3 separate regions of the Homo sapiens genome follow, and all the other regions are linked to region 2. The links are chromatin loops, found by intact Hi-C in ENCODE. Cell type or tissue: GM12878. All regions are shown on one strand. Links, peaks and the distances in the headings refer to the core of each region. The heading gives the core; the rest is flanking DNA. Region 1 overlaps RTTN (rotatin). Region 2 overlaps DOK6 (docking protein 6). Region 3 has its middle 70 kb from the start of LINC01910.

What was found. Hi-C counts contacts between places; a loop is a spot of excess contacts. Peaks named below come from ENCODE experiments on the same cell type or tissue, not always from the same donor. Only the 100,000 strongest peaks of a DNase experiment are listed, where the experiment ranks them.
Region 1: a loop joins it to region 2, with 6 times the contacts of the local background. A loop is called at or near these places in 37 of 110 quality-filtered maps.
Region 3: a loop joins it to region 2, with 2.3 times the contacts of the local background. A loop is called at or near these places in 3 of 110 quality-filtered maps.

The regions. Positions count from the first base shown.
Region 1 is chr18:70,082,926-70,090,797 of GRCh38, reverse strand. RTTN (rotatin) reads left to right here. Exons shown (of 49, transcript NM_173630.4): 31 at 2,651-2,809; 32 at 4,114-4,185. Among named protein-coding and RNA genes, the nearest start is that of RTTN, 120 kb to the left of the region's middle. In GM12878, for the core only: a CTCF peak has its summit at 4,050 (motif pointing right); a DNase peak (open chromatin) is centred at 4,017.
Region 2 is chr18:69,633,307-69,641,178 of GRCh38, reverse strand. All of the region lies in intron 3 of DOK6 (docking protein 6), which reads right to left. Among named protein-coding and RNA genes, the nearest start is that of DOK6, 240 kb to the right of the region's middle. In GM12878, for the core only: a CTCF peak has its summit at 4,078; no DNase peak of the experiment used is centred there.
Region 3 is chr18:70,450,530-70,458,401 of GRCh38, reverse strand. No RefSeq gene overlaps it. Among named protein-coding and RNA genes, the nearest start is that of LINC01910, 70 kb to the right of the region's middle. In GM12878, for the core only: a CTCF peak has its summit at 3,490 (motif pointing right); a DNase peak (open chromatin) is centred at 3,492.

The DNA.
Region 1 (7,872 bases), core at 1,758-6,757, 450 kb before region 2:
GAGCCCCGCCCATAAAGCTGTCTTCAAGGGCAGCCATGTTCCTGAAGCACTGGGCAGGGTCATCATTCTGGCCCACAGAAATCAGAGGTCTTTGAAACCAAGGAGGAAAAGCCACCCTTGAGTCCTGTGGTGGGATTAGCAGCCTGGGGATCTCTGAATCATTTTTTGGGTCATTCTTTTCATTGAAGAATACAGTAGTCCTCCCTTATCAGAGGTTTCATTTTCCAAAAGCACCCTGAAGATCAGTAGTAGCCAAACCCTCCCTCACAATGCCTACATCATTCACCTCACCTCATCTCTTTATGTAATCATTGTATCATCTCACATCAATACAAGAAGGCTGAGTGCAATACAATAAGATATTTTGAGAGAGAGACCACATTTATGTATTTTGTATTATAACATATTGTTGTAATTGTTCTAGTTTATTTTTAGTTATTGTTAATCTCTTACTGTGCCTAATTTGTAAACTTTACCATAGATATGTATGTGTAGGAGAAAACATAGTAGTTATAGGGCTCAGCACTATCTGTGGTTTCAGGCATCTACTGGGGGTCTTGGAATGTATTCCCCATGGATAAGGGAGGGACCACTGTAGCACATATTTGCTTACAGAATCCAGGAAGTCCAACAGCTTTCCTTCATTCTCTGCATCTTTCTCTGTCCTCTTTAGTTCAAACTGGCAATGTCTTTGCTGATATAATCCCATCTCTATTCCTGGCTTCTGCTGAGATGTCTGATTAAGTCCATGAATTGCACCCGTGATCTTTTTCTTAAATGGGTATTCAGCCACACCCTCCATGTTCTCTTTAGAACAAGCTTTCTCATTTTTTTTGCACAGATAGGCTGAGAATTTTTCAAATCTTGTTCTTGTTTCTTTTTGCTTACCCATTCTTAATTCCTTCTTTAATTCATCTCTCTCCCTTTGCATTTTGCTATAAGCAATCAGGAGGAACCAAGCCAATTTTTCAACACTTTGCTTAGAAATCTTCTCAGCTAAATATCCAATTTCATTGCTCACAAGTTCTGCCTTTCACAAAACACTAGAACATGACCACAGCTTAACCAGTTTTCTTGCTACTTTATAACAAGGATTGCCTTTCCTCAAATAACCTTTTTTAAATAACACTTTCCTCATTTTTGTCTGAGATCTCATGAGAATTACCCATGTCTACGTTTCTGGCATCCACCTCAAAACTCTTCTAGCCTGTAACCCATTACCCAGTGCCAAAGTCACTTTCATGTGTTTAGGCATTTGTTTCAGCAGCATCCCCACTCCTTGGTACAAAAATCTGTATTAGTGTGCTCAGGCTTCCATAACAAAATACCATTGTCTGGGTGGCTTAAAAACAGAAATTTATTTCTTACAGTTATAGAGGCTGCAAGTCCAAGATCAGAGTGTCAACATGGTTGGTTTCTGGTAGGGCACTCTTCCTGATTTACAGAGGGCCACCTTCTCACTGTGTGCTCATATGACCTCTCCTTGGAGCACGCACATGGAGAAAGATTTCTCTCCTTCCTGAGGCCACCATTCCTAGTGCAGTAGGGTCCCACCCTTATAACCTCATTTAACTGTAATCACCTAATAGCTCTGTCTCCAAATACAGGTTGGGGATTAGGGCTTCAACATACGAGTCTTGAGGAGACACAGTTCAGTACACAGCACCCTCATTTTCAATCAAATTTGTTCGAGTATAGATTGAAAATATAAAAGAGAAAAGGTTATAGTATCTATTACCTTCAGAAGAGTGGAAAATTATTGGAGAAGCTTAGCAATTTTGAAAAAAATAAAAAGGATCTGGAAATTATAGACATGCAACACTTAAGTGTCATATAATGAAATTAAATTAAATGCAAAAAATTGCATTTGCATTACAATACAAAATTTTGTATTATTTCTTTCCAGTTTTAGCCAGTTTACTTTTTTCAAGTAAAATATGCTATTACAATAAAATCTTATTTATAGAAATATTTGAAATACATTTTTTAGTCACATTGAACTTGGACTTACTACTTGACAATTTTATGACTGCATTTTTAAAAAATTCTATAGCTGTCATTGAAACTATATTTTTGGATTCGAATTCAGAAATTTACCAAAACGTGTGGCTTGAACAGCAGTGGTTCTACAGCAAGCATATTATACCACATCAATCTTATTTGGGAACGTTTTTCTCTTGAATAACTTTTGAGGAAAATACGAAATGCCTTGTAAAATGATAATTGCCTCTTTGTTTAGAAGTTTTAAGAAAGTTAAAATCATTTATTTGGAAGAAACAATAAAAAATTAAGAAAGGTAGAACAAAGAATAGCTACCTTTTTTAAGAATGAAGAATTGAAATTGTGTTCATAAAATGTAAGTGCCCTATGCTTTCCTTAGAAAAAGGCTTGCAAACTATAATTTTTATGCATCTTTTTATACCCAGTTTTACTTTGCTTTGAAATTTGCTTATATTTAATTTTTCCTATATTACTGCTTTCTTGAATCATGGAATGGAGGACACTGTCTTCTATAGGTGTCTCTTATAATTTAGGATCATAAAACCAATGGATTTTTTTAAAGTGTGATATTTATGTACCAGAAAAACTAAGAATTCATGTTAGGAAAAAGGCTTATTTGATTCAACAACTTTCTCTTTAATTTGAACAGGTGAGATTCACTTCACTGGGATTAGGATCAGCACTGACCACCCTTGAAACGGGCTGTGTGGCCTTAGCAAACAGTTGTCAGAACATTTCCGGTGGGCTCTGGGGAACTGTGGTGAACATTCTTCTGGACCAGTCAGAATGTAGTATGGTGCGCCGGGAGGTATGTCTGTCTTTTCTCCTTTTTTTCCTTAGAAATTCTTTGTGATGGTATCCGTAAGCGATACTTGACTGCCGCTCAACATGGTGGACTGACCACTGACCATGATCTCTTCTGTCTGTGAACACCCAAACAAAATGACAGTAGAGGATTTAAAAGGTATTCATGCACAGGAAAAACTGGAGTCCTTCCTTCCGATAAGATAAAATCGGAATATACTATATTTTAATGTGAACTTTTTTTATTATGCATTGAAAGGTAGTTCACAGGAAAAATTACTTTTATATTATCTCAGCATTTATGGGTCTCTGATATTTATGAAGCTTTAGTATAGATAAGAGGCTGTCAAAATAACTCTTTGTAGTATTTATCATATAACATGAGAGGGAAAAATAAACCCTATTTTAATTCTTTCTGAATAGCTTGTGGTTTTTTTTTATTGCTGCTTTTGTTAAAGTAATGATTCATGTAAATGGTTTTAAAACAATAATCAAATTGTACTTAGAGGCTTATGAAAAAAAACAGCAGCTCCTGGGTCCACCATTAGCAGTCGCCAGTTCCAAGCTCAAAAGGCTAGTTTTGTTGCTGTTTGCCTTCATGTTTTTAAGTAGTGATGTTTATATTTATGGCTGCTTCTTGATTTATCAACTTTAAAGCTTTTCCATCACTTCTAGTTATCATGGTTGGAAATGTCAGTTTCTTAGAATCCTCTTGTTAATCCTGTCATTCTCCCATTATGGTTATTTCATCTTTCATTAAGCAGACAATCAATGCTCCTATTTGTATGATTATTTAATTTGATCATCTTCAGGATCTAGTCAAGTTGGACATTTGTGGTTTGTATTTCTAGTTAGCAAGTTTTTATTGAAAGGAGTCTGTATAAGAGAAGGGAGAAAGCGGGGCAGAGGGGTGCGTGTGTTTGTGTGTGTGTGTGTGTGTAATCTGAAAGGGGATAGTAGAAACCTAAAATTATATTTCTTAAATGCTACCAGAAGAATTTATGTTATACAAATCATTTTTTAATAAAGCTGAATTCTGAAATAGGAAAAGATATATTTCCTGATGAAATAATTTCATATGCTGTTAGGTCATTACCTAACAAGGTCATTACCTAAGAAGGTCATCACCTAACAAGAAATACAGTTTGACAATTCTCATAATGACCTCTCAGCATGTGCAGTTGACCAGAGATGTCTTTTGCTATTAATTACAATATATTGGTTATTTCAGAGATGACCACAAGATGGCAGTATTGACCTTTTTTTTTTTTTTTTTTTTTTTTTTTTTTTTTTTTTTTACATTTTCAGGCGGCATTTATTCTTCAGAATCTCCTTGTAATTCCAATGCCTACAGAAATTATAAAGGATTATACTTGGCAGGTGGGTGATTTTAAACAATTATCAACCTAGTAGATGTTTCAAATTAATTGGTGATAAATTTTCAGTATAAGTAGTATATTTCATTATTGATGAAACTATATACAAGACAGCAAGGGCCTCTTAAAATAGAACGTAGAATTTGTTCTTATGCCGACCAGACTTAAAAATTCTTCTCTATAGTGTTCACAATAATTTAAAGCAAATAATAATAGTTAACATATGTTTACTATGTTTTAGGCACCCTTCTAGAAATGTAAGACATAGTAACTTGTATAATTGTTTGAGTTGTGAACTGTTACTATCCTTATTTTCTAAGCTTAGGAACTTTTGCATAGAGAGTTTAAATAGTTTGTCCTAAATCACACAGCTAGTCAGTGGTACGCCTTTGCTTTGAGTCTAGGCAGTCTCTTACCCACTTTGCTGTATTACTTCTCTAATTTAGTAATAATAAACAAATTTGTAGATAGTTAAATATGTGTTGATGTTAACATCTTTTTTTCCTTTTCTAGGTTAGTGCACAGTGCGGGTTATAGTGTATCTTGCTTTGTTTTCTGTTGGGTTAACTTTCTTTTTCATGTTCTGAATATCACATCAGTAAATGGTTACCTAACATTTTTATAGCTTACATTAAAAAAATTCTAGCTTCATGGGATATATGTACATGTTTGTTACATAAGTATATTGCGTAATGGTGGTGGGGATTGGGGTTCTCGTGTACTCATTACCCAAATATTGAACATTGTACCCAGTTAGGTAATTTATAACCTCAGCCGCCTCCCCCACTCCCTCCTTGGGAGTCTCAGTGTCTGTTATGTCTGTCTTTATGTCCATGTGTATTCATTGGTTAGCTCCCACTTATACGTGAGAACACGCAATATTTGATTTTCTATTTTTGAGTTAGTTCACTTAGATAATGGCCTCCACCTCCATCCATGTTGCTGCAGTTTTAGGTAATTTGGAAGATACAAAAGTACACTTATTGGGGATATAAGATGTGCTGTTTCTGTCCTTTTACCTATCCATATATTTTCACCTTATAGGGATATATTTATCATATTGCTACACCTCACTCCTCAAAATCCTGTATAAATCTAAGGTTTATTTTTAAGTTTTAATTAGACTATACTCTTAGAGGAGTTAGTGAAACAAGCTGAACCGTAGCAAGGGCAAGTTTCCGCACATGACCCGAAGCATGAATCCAGGTGGTTGTCAAGGCCCAGGTAGCATTTAACTCTTGGAAGGCTTACCTCTCCAAACTTTACAAACCCAGGGTAACCCTACCAGTCATTGTAAATCCCAGGCTTGTAATTTGCTCGTAATTTCTTTAACATTGCCTTCTGATAATGGCTGCTTATCTACTTTCCATGTTGTAATAAAACCAGGAGACAAAACTGGAGGGAATATGCAGGATTAATAGTTATATTAATAGTGTAGTAGTTTTGGTACCTGTTATCCGGAGACTACATTTTAAAACATGTTGTTTTTGGCTCAAATACAAATAATCTCTACTCCCATTGTTAAACTAGTGACCCATGTACATGGATATACTTGGTGATGTACTACCAATGAATTTTTAATTATTGAAATAAGTATAAAGGCAGAGTATATTAAAGTTCCTGGGACATTATGTTGTAATACAGAACCGTATGTAGCTGTTCATATTTTTCTCTTAGAAATTAAATAGTAAAGTTCCTGTTTGTTGCTGGTGGCATGCTTACTGCAGTTTATTGGTTTTGTTATTCTCCAGTCTTCATCATGGAAATCCTTTTCTACTAAAAAGTGGAAAATAGTGATTTAAGTTAGCTTTTGGAGTTTTGGCCTTGCTAAGTTGGCCAAAATAAAAAAAGTTGGAGAGCCACTGCTGTCCCAAACAATAGTTGATTACAACTTTTGCTAGTCTTAGGAAAAATTAGATAAATAAGGACAATCTTGTATGCTTTTTAATAAACTCAGATTTTCTTCCTCTCTTTTCAGTCTTTTTTTTTTTTTGGTTATTTTTGTTTGTGTAAGTGTCCTTCCTTGGCAGTGAAAATAGTTAACTCAGTATATCTGTCATCCAATTTTAAGAAAGTTTAGTGGGGTCTGAAATTCCAAAGTAGAAACAGCTTCTGCAAGAAGGAAACAAGATGGTTGTCTCTGGGTGCAGCTAGTGGGGCACATGGTCCTTTGCAACCATGAAAAAGGGGCCACATAGCCAGTATTTTAAAATTCAAACAGTCTTTGGTAGAATTATGAATAATAATCTTATTCAACAAAATGTTTCATTTACTTATTTTAGTGTCCCTTTCATAGTGTTGTGGAGGATATAGCATGAAACAGCATGTTTAGGAGCTTTGTTAAAATTTTATTTTGGTTGAGGTAAATATTTGATTTTTTTTTTTTAACAAAGAGAATTGCTTCTATTGCTTTGCACTTTGTTTTCCTGCCTGCAGTCTAAATTAATGCCCGCTAGTGCTCTTGTTTCATAGGCTTTCTGAAGCATTCTCTTTATAATTACTACTCCTTTTCCTCTCCTTCCTCTGCACAGTAGCATAAATTCCTACTTCATGTCATGACATAGAATTGTTGTACTTGTGAATAGTAATAATATGCATATATGAATTATGAATAATATTATAGCTGAGTTTCCCTTTTATTGTTAGATGCCAGAAAGTAGAGCCCTTTTATCAATTGTGACTTTTTCTGTATGTACTTAAAAAAAAAAAAAGATGGGGTCTCACTGTGTTGTCCAGGCTGGCCTTGAGTTCCTGGGCTCAAGTGATACGCTTGCCTCAGCCTCCTGAGTAGCTGGGACCCCAGGCACATGCTGCCACACCCAGCTTACCTTCTAAGCTTTATTCATGGTTGCACTTTTTCCATATCTCTGGCTTTTTTCTTTCTTTTATTCCTGATATGCATTTACTATCATGTTACAATTTACCTTTCCTTGTAATGGGCCTTAAATCTTTTCTCGGACAAGATAGGAAGTAAATAATTTAAAACAATTTATTTTTTTAAAGTATTAAATAATTTTACCAACCACTGCAATTCCCATTTTAATCTTCCTTTTAAAGACACTAACATTTAATGTCTTACCACTAAATTAGGTTATTTTCCATATTTGCATTATTTCTTACCATTTAACTTAATCTTCCTGTGTAGAATGTTTGTTTCTGACAGGACTACATTTTTTATATTTTAAAAAATGTTTCTCCCAACCCCTACCACAGAGAAAGTAAGTGCTCCATCTGTCTTGACTGATTCATTAAAATGTGCAAAACATTTGAGTTATCCTTTTGGTCTTAATATCATAAGTAAATACAGTTAGAAATAAAGCCTTAATTTTCATAGCATAAGTCCCCTTTTATTTTTCTGTGGATGCAGAAGCATACTGGAAGTGGGGTGGTCACCAAGAGGAGGAGCAGATGAAGTATCTCGGCCTGTCTTCCCTTGACATCTAGCACTCCTACCAGGGGCCTTGATACCAGGCCCCTGCTGGATATGAGAACCCAGTTCCTGCTGTGTCAGTCTTTGGTGTGTCACAGCTCTTTTATATTCAGGACACTAACTTTTCAGAGGGATATTTACAAACATTGGTCTTGTTCTTGAGTCAAACTCAGCCTCATTCAAAGCTACATCCCAGCTGGGTGTGGTGGCTCATGCCTGTAATCCCAACACTTGGGGAGGCTGAGGTGAGAGGATCACTTG
Region 2 (7,872 bases), core at 1,266-6,265:
CAGTAGCATGATCTCGGCTCACTGCAACATCCGCCTCCCAGGTTCAAACGATACCCTGCCTCAGCCTCCCGAGTAACTGGGACTACAGGCACGTGTCACCACGCTCAGCTAATTTTTTGTATTTTAGTAGAGACGTGGTTTTACTATGTTGGCCAGGATGGTCTCGATCGATCTCCTGATCTCGTGATCCCGCCCACCTCAGCCTCCCAAAGTGCTGGGATTACAGGCGTGAGCCACCATGCCTGGCCTATTTTTTATGACAGTAATCAGAAAGCACGTTTTGAAGCAAGTGGAAGAGCATACTGTTATACTAATTTGTTACTGGGGGATGCTGGCATTGAAGAGTCCACTATTAAGCAATAAATACTCATATCATTTAATGAAAAGCATTCTGAAGAGAGATCAGATTGCTAAATAGTTTTATTTCCTTATATGGTCTTGGAAAAAGGAAATATTTTTTAATGTCTTGCTGGTCATACTAACAAGTAAAGAAGGGATCATGATCGTACAAAAACAGAAGCCCATCTGGATCCAACTGCCCTGTCCCTTACTCTTCTCAGTCCCTGTCTCTCTGTGCCCCCAGGGTTAGATGCTGTTGCTTCTGTCATTCATCACAGGAGTTTAAGCTTCTGCTACAAGCAGGGTAGTTTTTCACTTGTTGCCAGCATGCAAAAAGGGACTAAGACACTTTTCTGAAGATTTGGAAACACAGATTCCTAATGGCTAAGCAAATTACCTAAGGGCATAGAACTGAATGTGGCAAAGGGTACATCTTTCAGGCTTGCAAGCACTTTTTTTATACAATTGTACCTCTCATGAAATAAGAATGAGAGGAATACCACATATCAGGGAAACAGGAAATTTTAAGAGATTTTGAGGACTGTGAGATTCTCTTTGAGATGTATTTTCAGAATGTATTTTGAAAGACAGAATTAACAAAGAGTGAGGAATACCAGATTGAGGCAATATTTTGCACATCATTGTGAATTGCAAAGGGCTAGTAGATCAGCTCAAGTATGCAGGCCATCCTGGGCAGTGTGGAGACATCGCAAGCCTTTGTCTGTTTACTACAACTGTGCTGCAGGTTAACCTGACATTTGTGTATGCAATAAAATGAGCAGAAAGGCTGGAGTCAGGGGAACTGGTTAAAATGGTATCTAAGAAAGGGGACTTAGCTCAAGGTGCTCATGGTTACCTGGGGAAACAGGCAAGTGACCCTCATCATCAATTAATAGGACCCTGATCCAGCTGTAACAATCAGAGGAGGACAAGGGACTTTGGGGAGATAATTCCACTCTTGCTTAGCTTTGGGACAGGAAAGAAATAGGAAAATAATAGGGTAGAGATACTAACTTTGATATTCCTCAGCCAATTAGTAATGCTATGTCTCATGCTCTGTTGACTTTTTCTCTCCTTTCTCTTTCTTTCTGTCTTCCTTTCCCCTTATTTCCTCCCCACTCTTTCTTCTTTCCTTCTTGTATTTATCAGTCACCTCTACACAATTCGATGCCATGCTTTTGTTAGGCCCTAACTAGTATGGAATACAACAATACAGAAGGCATTCATTAGGATCCTGTAACACCTTACAAGAGGGCAGTGTATGAAAAGTATTAAAAGAACCATGAAAAGGCTGCACGAGGACTCAAAGAAGAGTTGACCAGGTTTTCAGAAAGCTATGAAAAGGAAAACTGGGAAAGACTTTATAGAGAAGGCAGGTGAGGACCCAGCTCTGCCAAATCCTCAGGAGCCCTCCCTTCCTCATCGGCCGAGTCCTCCTCTCTACAGAATCCCTCCATGGCCTTATCAAGTGTGGACTCTTGATTTGGATTTTTCAAGCTGCAGAAGGTCCTTCAGTGCTGTAAAAGGTTTTCTCTAAGAGAGCAGAGGATGGGAGGACACTTAGAGATATTTTTTCAAGCTTTGTTTTAAGACAGTGTAGAAGTAGCTCTTAAGAGTCTAGGATTCTGTTTGGATCAGGGATCACTGGAGCGATGGACACTCATAAAAAGCTTTTCCTTGGTTCATCTGTTTTTCCTAACTTCTGCTATTATGCCTCTTTTATTTGCATCTTCTAGACTGCAGGAGAAAGAACACATAATTTGAGATTTAAAGTCTTCAGTTTCTGTCCCAATTCCATTTACCAGCTTTGTGATTTCAGCCTGAATTTCTTCAGCTATAAAAAAAGAAAAAACAAAAAGACCTCCCAGGATTATAAATATCAAATGAGAAAAATGTACTTTTTCAACTGTACAACATCATGTTAATATTGATTACTTTTAATTCCTTTATAAATCCCCACTTCTAACTAGCCATAATTTCTCTTGTGAGGTTATACTGTATGTATATATAAAAACAAGTATATTATATACAGTGTACATTAACATATTTTCTTAAACAGGCATCAAATCCTTTAGAGAATGATTCTGGATCCTTCTTCAAGCTATTCCCATTGAAGAACCGCAAATGAACCAGGAATAAATCATTTAAGGGTTCATATAAGAAGCAGTACCATAAACTAAACTACAAGCACCACAAGCCAATGATTTGATTCAAATTAATCTGTTAAACCAAACTGAAGCCAAATATTCAGTTTCTTTGACTCAAACTTGATCTGGTACAAATTGGAAAATACTAAATACTTCAGCCTGGAAATAAATACATGTGGTTTTCTAATATTACAAAAAAAAAAAGAATAAGTATACCCAAATCAATGTTTGACAAACTTGTTCCTCCAAAAATAAAAATCACCTGATGTGTTTGAAAAGGACACAGATTTATAGGCCTTATCCTCAATCAGAATCAGAAGAGATAGTGGAATCCATATTTTACTTCATAGGCCAGATAATTCTTATAATCAGGCAAGTGTATGGCAAAGTGCTCTACAGGAAGGGTTGGCAAACTGTGGCTCACAGCCTGTGGCCTGTTTCTGTAAATAAAGTTTTATTAGAACACAGTCATACCCATTTGTTACATATTGTCTATCACTGCTTCCGCACTACAACAATGAGGTTGAATGGTTTCAACAGAGACTTTATGACACACATGCTAAAATGTTTACTATCTGACTTACAGAAAAAGTTTGCCAACTTCTGCTCTAAAGAAACATCAAAGGCAATAGGAAGAATATTGATCAGGGAATTAGGAGCTCTGAGTTCTATCAAACAGCAGTGGGCCTAGAGTACGACGCTCAACTTTTTGAAACCAAGGTATGTTATCAATAAATAGTTGAGGACGGGCATAATATAGATCTCCTATCCTTATGAGATCATAGAAATAAGAAGTCATTAAAAAAAAAAACTTAAAAGTTTGCCAACCGAAATGTCAAGGTCCTTTGATTTTTTTGCTCAAAGTATTATTAAAGTGCCAGAATAAATATATAACTCAATGTTAATAAAAGGCTTTGGAAGGCAGCTCTCTACCCCTTTGCTGGTTTAAAAAAAAAGAGAGAGAATATTATAATTTTCTAAGTGGTAGAAGTTGTCTTTTAAAACTTGTATATATGTGGAGAGATTTAAGTAAAATGGTTTTTGGTGATAAAATGTTTGTGACCCAATAGATTAGATATTCTCTAAGGTCCTTTTCAACTCCAAAATTCTTTGAACACTAATGTACCACAGGAATACTTCAAAGTTATTATGATGACTTTTCTTTCTCCCTGAATGATGAGAGAGGGATGAAACATTTGCGGGGGAAGGAGTGGAGATGGTATTTAAAACAAAGATAAAATGGAATTATGTAGGCTTATACATTTGGTAATCACTGAATTAAATAAGGATAAAAGTATCTTTTTATTTCCTTTTACTCTCTTTTTAAGGCCTTTTAATATGTAAATGTGCCTGACAAATTTTCAAAAAAGGGAGACATGTTACATTGCATTTCCTAAACTCACGTGACCGTGAAAATTTATTTTCCTGAACATCTCTTGTGAACTCTTTGTCAATGAAAACACTGCTTTAAATAAGCTTTAAATAATAACGATCAGTGGGTTGTCATTTAGGTAGGTTTATGACAAGTGGAAGACAAGAATAACCTGGTTAAGACAGATCACAGGGTGCACAGAGCGGAGGCCAAGCTTGGGGAGCTCCCTGCTGACTGCTCTGGGTAATGACCCAGGGTCCCAGAGTGAGGAGAGGGGTATGGCGGTGGGGAGATGGTGCTGCCATTCAGAACTAAAACAAAGTTCCTTTAAGGCATCTATGTACACAATCATCCTATAAACACACCATCTACTCCACCAAAGTCAACTCACCTCATTTACTTAGACCCTCACTTCCCAGTCTGCATTTTGCCTTTGCATCCTTTTTTTTGGCCTTTCAGCTGACTTTGAACTTCATTGAACCAGACTTCCTTTGCATAAATGAATGTACTCTACAGTACTGGAACCGAAAATGTGGCTTATAATCATTGTATTTCTGGTAGCCCTGATCATAAGTTTAAGGCAAATACTGACAGTTGCAAGGAGTGATACAGTAACTGCAAGAAGAGCAGCTAGCAGAAGTGAGAGGGAACATAAGCAGATCTTTGAAGACAGCAAACCAATGTTGCCCCAGAAAGCAGAGCCCAAGGCAAACAACTCTGGTCACTAAGACAACTCTTCTTTGCTATTGTCCTCCTGGGACATTCATGAGTGGAGTTAAATGCAGCAAAAATCAACTTTTCGCCAGCATAGACTACCTTGTTAACTATTTGTGAGCCATGCCTGGATGTGCCTGGATGGCTTCCTTTTTCTTCAGTAGTTCACAGGGAATCCTCTATGAGGCCATATACATAGACAGAAGAAAGGTGCCAGGGCATTAATTAAGGACGTGTGACAAGGGGGTCTGTGCCACTTGTCCTCATAATATCTTGTGTCATCTGTACTAGTTAGGGCTTGATCCCGAATATTCCATTATAAAGTGGACTGCTGCTATGTCCACCTCATTTTAAGATTTGGTCAGTTTTTCAACTTACAAAGGGTGGCTTCTGTCACATAAGTACTTGGTACCCCATGGTCCAATAATCAGTCCCCACTAGTGCCAGAATCATGCTACAGACAATTTTACAATGGAGGACAGTTCTCCATAAAAGGCATGAACTCATTCCAAATCTCTAGGTGTCTGCATTACAGAATTCCTATTGGGGCTTGCTGGAGACCTCTACTCACCATTCTTCCATACCGCAGACATCAGCAGCACTATCTCTACTGTGTCACAGACTTCCAGGGACAGAAAGCTTGCAGCAGAGCCAGCACATGCTGAAGAGCCCTTTCTTGCTCTGGACTCCACTGAAAACGGGCAACCTTCTAAGTAAAGCAATAAATGCATTGAAAAAATATTCTGAAATATTATGATATATGTTGTTTCCAAAATCCAAAGAAACCCCCAACATTGCACCTCTTTCTTAGGGTTGGAGATGCTGAGTGTAACACTGAGTCCTCTGTCTGGGTAGGGAAGTCTAGGTATGCGGCTACTGAGGATCCCAACACATCTTCTTCCACCTGCACCACATCTCAGTTAACCACAAGAGGAAGTGTTGGTAATTGTGATGCTACCACATGCCTAGAGTTATCACCATGTGTTTACAACCAGAAATCAGATCCTCGTTGCTGTCACATAGGGGAGTAATCCAACTCCTAAAATCTGTCCTGAGGGTGTGTTGTCTAAAGCCATTCCTGGTTCCATGGAAGCACAAATAGTTAGAAAATGCAAAGCCTGAAGCAAAGGCATAAGTGGTACTACTTTATTAGATAGGACAATTACGGAAGGAGCACTAAGGGACAGGTAAGAAAGGGAAAGCCAATATAATGATGAATTATTACGCTTATACACATCTCAGAGCAAAACATTTCTACGTCCTGCACAGTTGTCTTGTAAAATGCCACAAAACTGTGCCTCAAGCCAATCCATATGAGGAGAAAAAAAGAGAAAAATATCGAATCTCTGGTTTCCACCTCGCATTAGAGAAAGGTTTATACTATGGCTCGTTAACATCCCTACACTTTCTAGTTGTCCATGCATAAGTACCCATCAGGGTCACATGGAATTCTAAGCCCCGGTGTCAACAGGAAAGCCATGGAGCAGAACTAAGAGCCACAGAGTGTGTGCACTGCATGTTTGCACCTGGATTGTGTCAACTGGAGCCCACCTGGGGCTGGCAGATGTGGCAGTAAATAGCATAAGAAACAGGTGTGCCTGGCTGTCTGCGGCAGGAAGAAGTCAGTGAACATGGAGAAAATTAAGAAGGAGATTACTTGGGGAGGAAATTAAGCACATAGGTCGAAAGAGTTTACTGAGAAGGAAAGACATTTTAAGAAAGGGGAAAAAATTACAAAATACCAAGGATGTTTAATTTTACCAGTAATATGGTAAAGGAATCTGCTAATAAAAAAACTCTTACCCTGTCTTGTTTTTGTTCATTGTGCTTATTATTTTCTGAAATTACCTATTTATTTGTTTACTTGTCTGTTGTCTGTCTCCCCATCTAGAAAGTTCTCTCAGGGTCTGGGCTTTATTTCTCTTGTTCATTTCTCTAAGTCCAAGCAAAGAGTCAGCAGCCAATAAATAGTTATTGAATAAATAAATACTATCAAATACATTATTTCTGGTGAATGAAAATTTCCTCCTCTCCTTACACAGTATTCAATTCACAGAAAAGAAATGAGTATTAAAGATCATCTTATCTAATTCACTTGTTTGGCTTGTGAACTGGAAAACTTAAATGACATGCTGAAGTCACAACTTAGATTGTGAAATTACCGGGACTAAAATTCAAGTATCTTGACAACTCTTATTTTTTTAACATGGCAAAAAGCATGATCAGTTTTTAAATGTCTTTGCTGGGGAGTAGGGTTACTTTAAAATGGTGTACAAAAGTACACTAAAGTTTTAAAGTGTTCTAGAACTGTGCAAAGAGAAAATTTCATGTGACCTTCATGATATGTAAGTGAAGAGGTATTATTATTTCCACACTGAGAGATAATCCTAGGTATCTAACTGGCTTACTCAAGACCATACTACCATTGTACTAGACACGGTGCTGAACTCAAGTCAATTAATTTCATTTTCAGAGATTTTATGTTTGGACTAATTTTTTAGAGGAGAGGATATGAAACCATTTTGTACTTTTTTTTTTTTGATTTGGGAGATAACTTTCTTATATTCCTCTAGTTATGATTAGATCAAAGTCACTGCTAAATTAATAGTCTCTTTTCATTTATGTTTTCTTATAAGACTTTCAATATTACTTTTCCATATTTATACTCTCTTGTTCCTCTAAATCCTAAAACCATTGGTGAGCCAGGGAAAGGTCACTTCAAATTCTGTTTCCCTTACTCGGTACTTAGTACAGGACTTTTTTGTTTAGAGTTGAAATATTTGTTAAATGGTCTCACAATCATTTCTTCAACATATACTCCTTATTGTCTCCACTAAGCATATATTTTGCCAGAATTTGAGAGTGAAAAGGGCACCCTGACCATCACTGAGTAATTAGACGTTTTCCTCTCATTCAATAAGTAAACTTCTGTTTCATAAGTTAAAATGTATTTAGATAGGTTCTGCTTTGTGTAAAATAGGCTTTAAAGGAAAACAAAATAGGAAATTTTTGATTAGTTTTACTAAATTTGAAATCCCCCTTCAATAAAAATATGGTAAATAATTTTAAACTACGGCAAAAATAACTTATAAGCTAGACCTTGGTTGCAAGATATGTATACTAAGAAGATACATGGAAACCCATAGGCAGAATATGTTCTGCAGGATAAAACCAGCTACATTTTCAGAAAGCTTAGCTTTCTGGTTAACAGTATAGACTTTGCATAGGCGTTTTGACATTTGAATTCTTGCTCTGTCACTAATGAGATGTATGAGCTTCGACAATTTCTTAAACTATCTT
Region 3 (7,872 bases), core at 969-5,968, 820 kb before region 2:
CCTCCTGGGTTCAAGCAATTCACCCTGCCTCTGCCTCCTGAGTAGCTGGGACTACAGGCGCCCACCACCACACTCGGCTAATTTTTGTATTTTTTTAGTAGAGACGGAGTTTTGGCATGTTGGCCAGGCTAGTCTTGAACCCCTGACCTCGGGTGATCCACCCATCTCAGCCTCCCAAAGTGCTGGGATTACAGGCCTGAGCCACTGCGCCCAGCCTCTCAAATTTGATAAAGAAAGGAAGTTGGCTGGTGGCCTTATCCACACAGAAGTCATTGATGAAAACAATATTCAAGTAGGAATGCAACTCTGACTACCTGTTACACATATGGAGATGGAATCGCATCCAAGCCTCCGTGGTGATTAGGACAGAACAGTGGTTAAGGCAATGGGCTTTGGAGTCAGGCAGCCCTGGGTTCACATCCCAGCAGCCTCCTTCCTTCTGAGTTGCAGGACTCCAGATAAGTCCCGTAAATTCAGTGTAATCTTACTTCTTCCTTTATAAAATGGGGATGTTGTTAACACCACAATTTAATTGGCCTCTAACTATAGGCCAGGTACAGCTCTAAGTGTCTTATTAGGTTATTCAGTGCTCACTAAAGTAGGAATCATTATTTTAGTCATTTGACACAAGAGAACCCAATACCAGAGACATTAGTGACAGAGACAATGACCCTGGTAGTGTGGTCGGCAGCCTCTGAGGTGTCCTCAGGACCCCCGGCATCCCGCTATTGCCTTCTGTTGAATGTGAGCTGGACCTAGTGCCGCACGTTTAACAAATGAAATGTGGTAAAAGTAATGGGATATCACTTTTAAGATTAGGTTACAAAAAGGCTCTAACTTCTACCTTTCTGACGGTCTTTGTTCACCCTCACTCCCTTTCTCACGCACTCTGGGAGAAGCCAGCTACCATGTTGAGAGCTGCTCAGTGGAGCACCCCATGTGACAAGAAACTGATGTCTCTGGCCAACCTGACCTGAGGCCTGCCAACAGCCACTTGAGTGAGTCTCTCAGTGGATTCTCCCCCTGCTGAGCCGTCAGATGAAGCCAGAGCCCAAGCTGACACTTTGACTGCAGCCTTGTGAGACACCCTGAGCCAGAAGAGGACCCAAGGAAACTACACCTGGATTCCTGAGCCACAGGAATCCTCTCTCTCCAAAACAGTATGCTGTTTTGGGCTGTTAAGTTTTGGGGTAATTTGTTACATAGCAACATAACTGATCGAGGTAGTAAACGGCACGCTGAATTAAAATCCAGACATTTTGATGCCAGAACCTGCCTAAAAAGAGAGAAAGGTATAGAGCAGAGTGCTGTTAAGCTCCTTATGTGATTACAGTTTGGTCATTCTCAATGCATCCTCTCCATTGCCTCTTTAAAGTCCCAATTCAAGACAAGACAGTACTTTGGAGTGAAGGGAATCCAAATTACAATTATCTTCAAGATTCTCTTCTCCAGAGTGATCACAGAGGTGGGCAGTAGCCTCCAACCATTGACAAATGTATATGAATAAGCACAGCCCATGTCCCTGATACTGTTATCAGTGGAGGATGTCCAGGTTCTTGGCGTCTTGAACAAAGAATTGGACAAAACGCACAAACAAAGCAAGGAAAGAATGAAGCAACAAAAGCAGAGATCTATTGAACATGAAAGTACACTCCACAGTGCAGGAGTGGGCCCAAGCACAGAGGCTCAAGGGCCCCGTTACAAAATTGTGGGGGGTTTAAATGCCCTCTAGAGGTTTCCACTGGTTACTTGGTGTTCGCCCTATGTAAATGAAGAGGATGAAGTAAAGTAATAAAGTCATTTACTCAGCCTACGCCTTATGTAACTGGATAGAATATTTCCTGTCATAGCTGAAGTGTGAATCGCCCTTATGTTCCCCGCCTCTATACCCTATTTTCCTGCCTCAGATACCTTCCTCTTCTAATTAGTTAAAAATACCTAAATTTATTTTATCAGGCCCCAGGATTTAATACATATGTATATATGTATATGTATACGTAATACATATATACATATGTATATATGTATATGTATACGTAATACATATATACATATGTATATATGTATATGTATACGTAATACATATATACATATGTATTAAATGTGTGTGTGTATATATATATATATATATATATATATATATATATATATACATATACTTTTCAAAAACACTCGTAGAAAGTTCTTTTAAATATAGGATTTAAGTTTTGAAAATAATCAAAGCCCACTAGCACAAATCACACTATGGACTTCCCCAATGTATGAAATTGAATTTTTAAAAAGTCAACAAAATCAGTCCTGTGGGAATATAAGGGAAGGAGCATTCATAAAAATCATGAAGCTATATCAATCAGTGGCATAGGATCAATGTGCTCTGCATGGAGAATAGTTGAGTACAATAGATTGAGTATAATGCAAAGTACTTTTGTGGGCACCACCTGACTTCCTTCTTTCCTCCCAGAAGCTGCCTTGTGAGTCACTGCCCTACTCCCCCAACCCTGGTACTCGCAGTATTTGAGGCTCATAAAGAATGAGGCCCTGAGCCTCTAAACCAATCGCCCTGATTATTTCTACAAGTAAGCATTCATTTAGTGTCCTCCAAAAGTAATATGTAATGTAGTCTGGGCAAAATTGTATTTTAAATGATCTCTGAATGACCTCCTAATCTAAATTATTCAAACAAGGCAAAACCTCGAGGGGCGTGTGGAAAAGTGGTTACAGAAATAGGAGACTATAATGGCAAAAAAGTAAGAAGTTGTCAAGATGCACTTTTAACATTAGTTTAATTACCATACCAAAATATCTAGAGTTATAGCAAAGCTCAAAACCAGATATTCAGCCCATGTGAAATGCATTAATGCTCAGTTTTAGTTCTCTGATTGAAATACGGAGGTTTTAAAAGAAATGTAAAGCCAATGCAGCTCCAATTTGCTCTAAGGTATCCGCAGCTCTCCCATATGGGATTTTCACTCAAGCAACTTAATTTCCAAATAATCTCATCCAGCATTTGAGTAGACTGTATAAGGTGTTGCACACAGTATACGTTTTAGTGGTTAATAAGAAAGCCCTCAGAATTTATTTTCTGAGTACGAATAAAGATAAAGGGAATACTGTACCATTAAGTAACAATAACAGCAATTTAAAATACTTTTGTTTTGAGAAAAGTGTATTTTAGAATTAAATATTCAAGTGTTTAAAATCAAGCAAGTGCGAAGATTTGGCACAGACTTTTGGCAGTGACTTGGTGTTCAGTGTTATTAAAATGCCTTCAATCCTCATATGAACCCCGGTCTGTTCCAAGCCACAGGCTTCATCCCTAAATTTAAAGTGGAAAGAATGGATCTTAGGCTGGACTAAATGTTAGAGTAAGAGAGAAAAGTAATTAAACTAACAACATGAAAAATAGAAGAAAATATTGTGTATAAATCAAATTAAACTTGTCCTTGAAACGTTTCAGCTACTTAGAATTAGGAAATGCATAGAATCGCCACAAGGGGGTGCTACTGATAAACCAACAACAGCCCTTCCTTGGCCATTCTCATGACTAAATAGTCCTCAAACCTCCAGCCTAGTGCACTATCAAAACCAAGTCAGACAATTCACAGCAGGAGAGGAGAGATTTTAAAACAGAAATGTGTTCAAGAACATAGATCCACAAAACAGAGCTTCAAACAAAAACAAGTTATCAAAGGGCAAACAGAAGAGAATACCAGGCCTTTTCCCTTATCCCTCATCACAGATTTAGTTATTTTAAAAAGCAATCTTTGCTGCTTTTCAAGAGAGCATTAAACTTGAAGTATATTTACTCTTCATTCTCTTTGAGGAACAATCCACTTAAAAACAACTCCGAAGCGGAATATCCCGGGGGAGTCCTTCCTGCGGACCCCCACCACCAACCCAGCCAGCCTCCAATTACATGACCCATCATTTTCATCTAAAAGTGCTGTCTTTTAACATTGCATCCTCAAGGGCTACGTAAAAAAAACCATAAGCAAACAAACAAAAGTCCTTACTCCTGAATGTTTAAAATGCAAATCGAGTTTTGAAATTCTAAGTCTTTGTTGTGCTCAGAATTACTGCCACTTTTTTTAACTTCCCTCAAGTGAAGTCACCAAAGAAAGAATGACTGAAACTTTAGTACTAAAAGTTATTCACAGTTTTATTATTGAGTTTAAAAAGCTTTTCCGGTGAATGGCAATACAAAAACAAAGGTTCTCTCACAGCACTGGGTTTTTGTCTTTTCAATGAAAGCATATTCAATTAGTAAGACCCACAATACCTTAAGATTCAATTATTTTTCAATAATTGTTTTTCATAATGAATCACAAAAGTTGTTTTCTTCCATCTTGCTAGCCTAACCTGCTATGCCCAAACCAACTACAATTTAGCTATTTGGGGTACTTCATTTCTTTTCTTGCTGCTCTGAACTTTAATGGACAAAATGTTAATTAAATAAGAATAAAGCAAAATGCATGACAGGGCCTAGCATGTAGTGGAAGCTAAATAATTATTAGTTCCTTCCCGGTACTCCCAATAGGCATCCTTTTTTGTGTGGAGGAATACATTTTCTTTTGCCTACACATAAGAATGGCTTTATCCATAGATGATGTTACCTAACTGTCTACTTGCTGTGATGGAGAATTCTGGAAGGTTCTCCCATCCGAGGATGCCTTATCGCACTGAGGGACTGCCGATGATGGATAAAGCATGGTTCTTAACTACAACAGCTTAAATAAATCCTGAGCCTGTCAAACACTGAGTCTACGCATAGAGAGTATGTGATCAAATAGGAAACTTAATGGCACAAAGTGATTGCACAACAGCACAGTGTGGAAAGGATGTGGACTTGATAGCGAGACTGATGTAAATTGAGTAACACCCTCCAGAAAGATACGTTCAAGTCCTAACTTCCATGGCTTGTGAGTGTGACATTACTTGGAAATAGGGTCTTTGCAGATGTAATTAAGGATCTCGAGGATGAGATCACTCTGTTTAGAGTGGGCCCTAAATGCATTCCTTATAAACGAAAAGGAGAGGGAGTTTAGGCACAGATCGTCACAGAGGGAGACCTCTGTGAACACAGACACAGAGATGGGTGTGAATCAGCTACAAGGCCAGGAATGCTGAGGCTTGCTGGCAGCCACCAGAAGCTGTTCCAAGAGGGAGAAGCGTGGAACAGATTCTCTCGCTGAGCCACCAGATGGAACCAACCCTGCCAACACCTTGATTTCAGACTTCTGGCCTCCAGCACCGTGAGATGATAAATCTGCTGTATGAAGCCACCTGGATTGTAGTGATTTGTTACCACAGCCTAAGGACACTAACACAAGTGACCTGGGTTCAAATCAATGCTTCCCCAGCCTGTGGCCCAGGGCATCGAACTTTAAATGTCCTCCTCTGTAAACTAGAGTTCCTATTAGCTACCTCGCAGAGAAATCAAAAAAACAGTCAAGACTGCTGTGATCCCCTCCACACCCCTTACAGCCTCTTTGACCAATGGCATGAGACTTAACATCTTGTGTCTCAGTTTCCTCATCCATAAAATGGAGGTGAAAATAGCAGCTACCTCGTAGGCTGGCGTGAGAAGTACCGGAGATGCTGCCCAGAGACCACAGGGGCGGGGCACATGAGGCCCTCGGCCCATGCAAGCTGCCTGTGCTGACCTGTTGTCATGGTGACCACCGTGGGAACTGAGCTGACCGGAAGACCAGTAAGGTTTGGGATGAGCAGGAAGCTTCCGTAGGAGAAAAAACCTGAAGTGGACGTTGAAGCAATGGTTCCATTTGGATGGGTCACAGAGAGGGATCGGCATCTGGGGCGGGGTTGGCTCAGGAACCTAAGAAAGGAGTGGGAGACGCTGTGTGCATGCATGCGCGGACCTCTCCACCTAAGCAAAGGCCCTGGAGAGCCTGGTGAGCTGAATTAAGAAGAAGGCTGGACAGCTGGGCTGAAGTTAAATTCACTAGAAACTCCACAGCGAGTTTAGACATGGGATATGGTTTGGCTGTGTCCCCACCAAAATCACACCTTGAATTGTAATCCCCGTAATCCCCAAGTGTCACAAGAGGGACCCTGTGGGAGGTAATTGAATCATGGGGGTGGTTTCCCCTAAGCTGTTTTCATGATAGTGAGTGAGATCTGATGGTTTTATAAGCACCTGGCATTTCCCCTGCTGGCACTCATCCTCTCTCCTGCAGCCCTGTGAACAGGTGCCTTCTGCCATGATTGTAAGTTTCCTGAGGTCTCCCCAGCCCCGCGGAATTTGAGTCAATTAAACCTCTTTTCTTTATAAATTACCCAGTCTCAGGTATTTCTTCCTAGCAGCATGAGAACGGACTAATACAACGTGATACAATGGAAAACGAGAAGACATTAAAATCGTTGAGTAAGGGAATAATTCACAAAACAAGGATGCTTAGGAAGGATGAACCCAGCAGGAAGGAGTAAAGCTGTGCTCCTCAAACCTTCCGTCGTGAAGGGCGAGTTTTCTTCCAATCCATCACTGACCAGTGCTGCTGTAATAGATGGTAGAAATAAATTTCTAGAACACGAAGTGGAAACAAGACCAACTACAAAAATACAAGCCAAAATTTGTATTCTTAGATCCAAACATACATAACATTGCTCTAATTGTCATAAACATTTTTGAACTCTTATCCCAATTTCTGCCTGATCATCACAGACCCACGAGGAGCCACTGGTCAGAAGACAATCCGTGGCAGAGGGCTTCTGAAGAGGAGAGGGCGAGCCTAGCAGGGAGGGCAGAGGAGGAGAGGAGCAGAAAAGGTGCCCAGGAGGCCACCGCCATCTTCAGGGAAGCAGAAGACAAAGGTGGTGAAATGCAGATGGCGGAGAGAGTCACACGTAAGGTATTTTGAAATGTAAATTGATGGTGAGGACAATGAGCTATAGCTAAATAAGGAGCAGCTGACCCCAAATAAAATGTGACGTTAATAAAATGGCGTTGTTTATAGAAATGGGAGGAACAGGAGAAAGGTGCCCCAAATGGAAGAAATAACCGCATACTTAGAGTGAATGCACCTGAAATACTGTATCTTCTGGACTTCGGGGTCTTACAACATCGGGTTGCATTTCCACCCCCGCCCCACAATTGATAGAGAACAAGACGTTACTTTGCTAAGTACTGCCTTTGTGACTAGAATTACAGACTGAAAATATCAACACTACTAAATTACAGTAAATTTTGTGGGCCAAAAATAAATACTGTCATGATAGGGAAAGTATTACAAGAAAAACTCTTGGCATATGTATTTTTACAACTCCCTAGGTAATTACGATGTGCACCTCAGCTGAAAAAGTCATTGCATCACTTTGATGAATATTAGGTAAGAGTAAAAAGGTAGAGTGGTCAAACGGATATAACTTATTTTAATGTACATATGTAAATTGATATACCAAAAAGATAACAATCTTTGTAAATTAGCAAGCTAAGAAATGCAAATAAGTCAATCCATACCTCTCTATGGATGTAAAAAATAAAACCCTCTTGCTTTAAAAAAAAAAAAAAAAAAAAAAAGTGAAGGATTCTCCTGGCCACAGGAGGTCAGTATTGCTTCAAAACAAAATTACCCTAAATCTCTGGGGGCATAATGGTCTTTTAAAAAATGGTTATATTTTCTTCTTAAAAAAAAAAGGTTAGTTTTTGATATGTCTGATTTCTAGGCTTTACTGAGTGACAGATGGTTACAGCATGTGAAAAAATATCAACTTGTTAAAAAATCAACTTGTTAAAAATATGTATTTCATGCAAAATTGAACTTGGAGCCTCCTCATTTAAAAGCAATCCTAGAAATTAAGAGAAGGGAGAAAATTATATATATGTCAGAGAGGATGCATGTGTTCAATTCAACA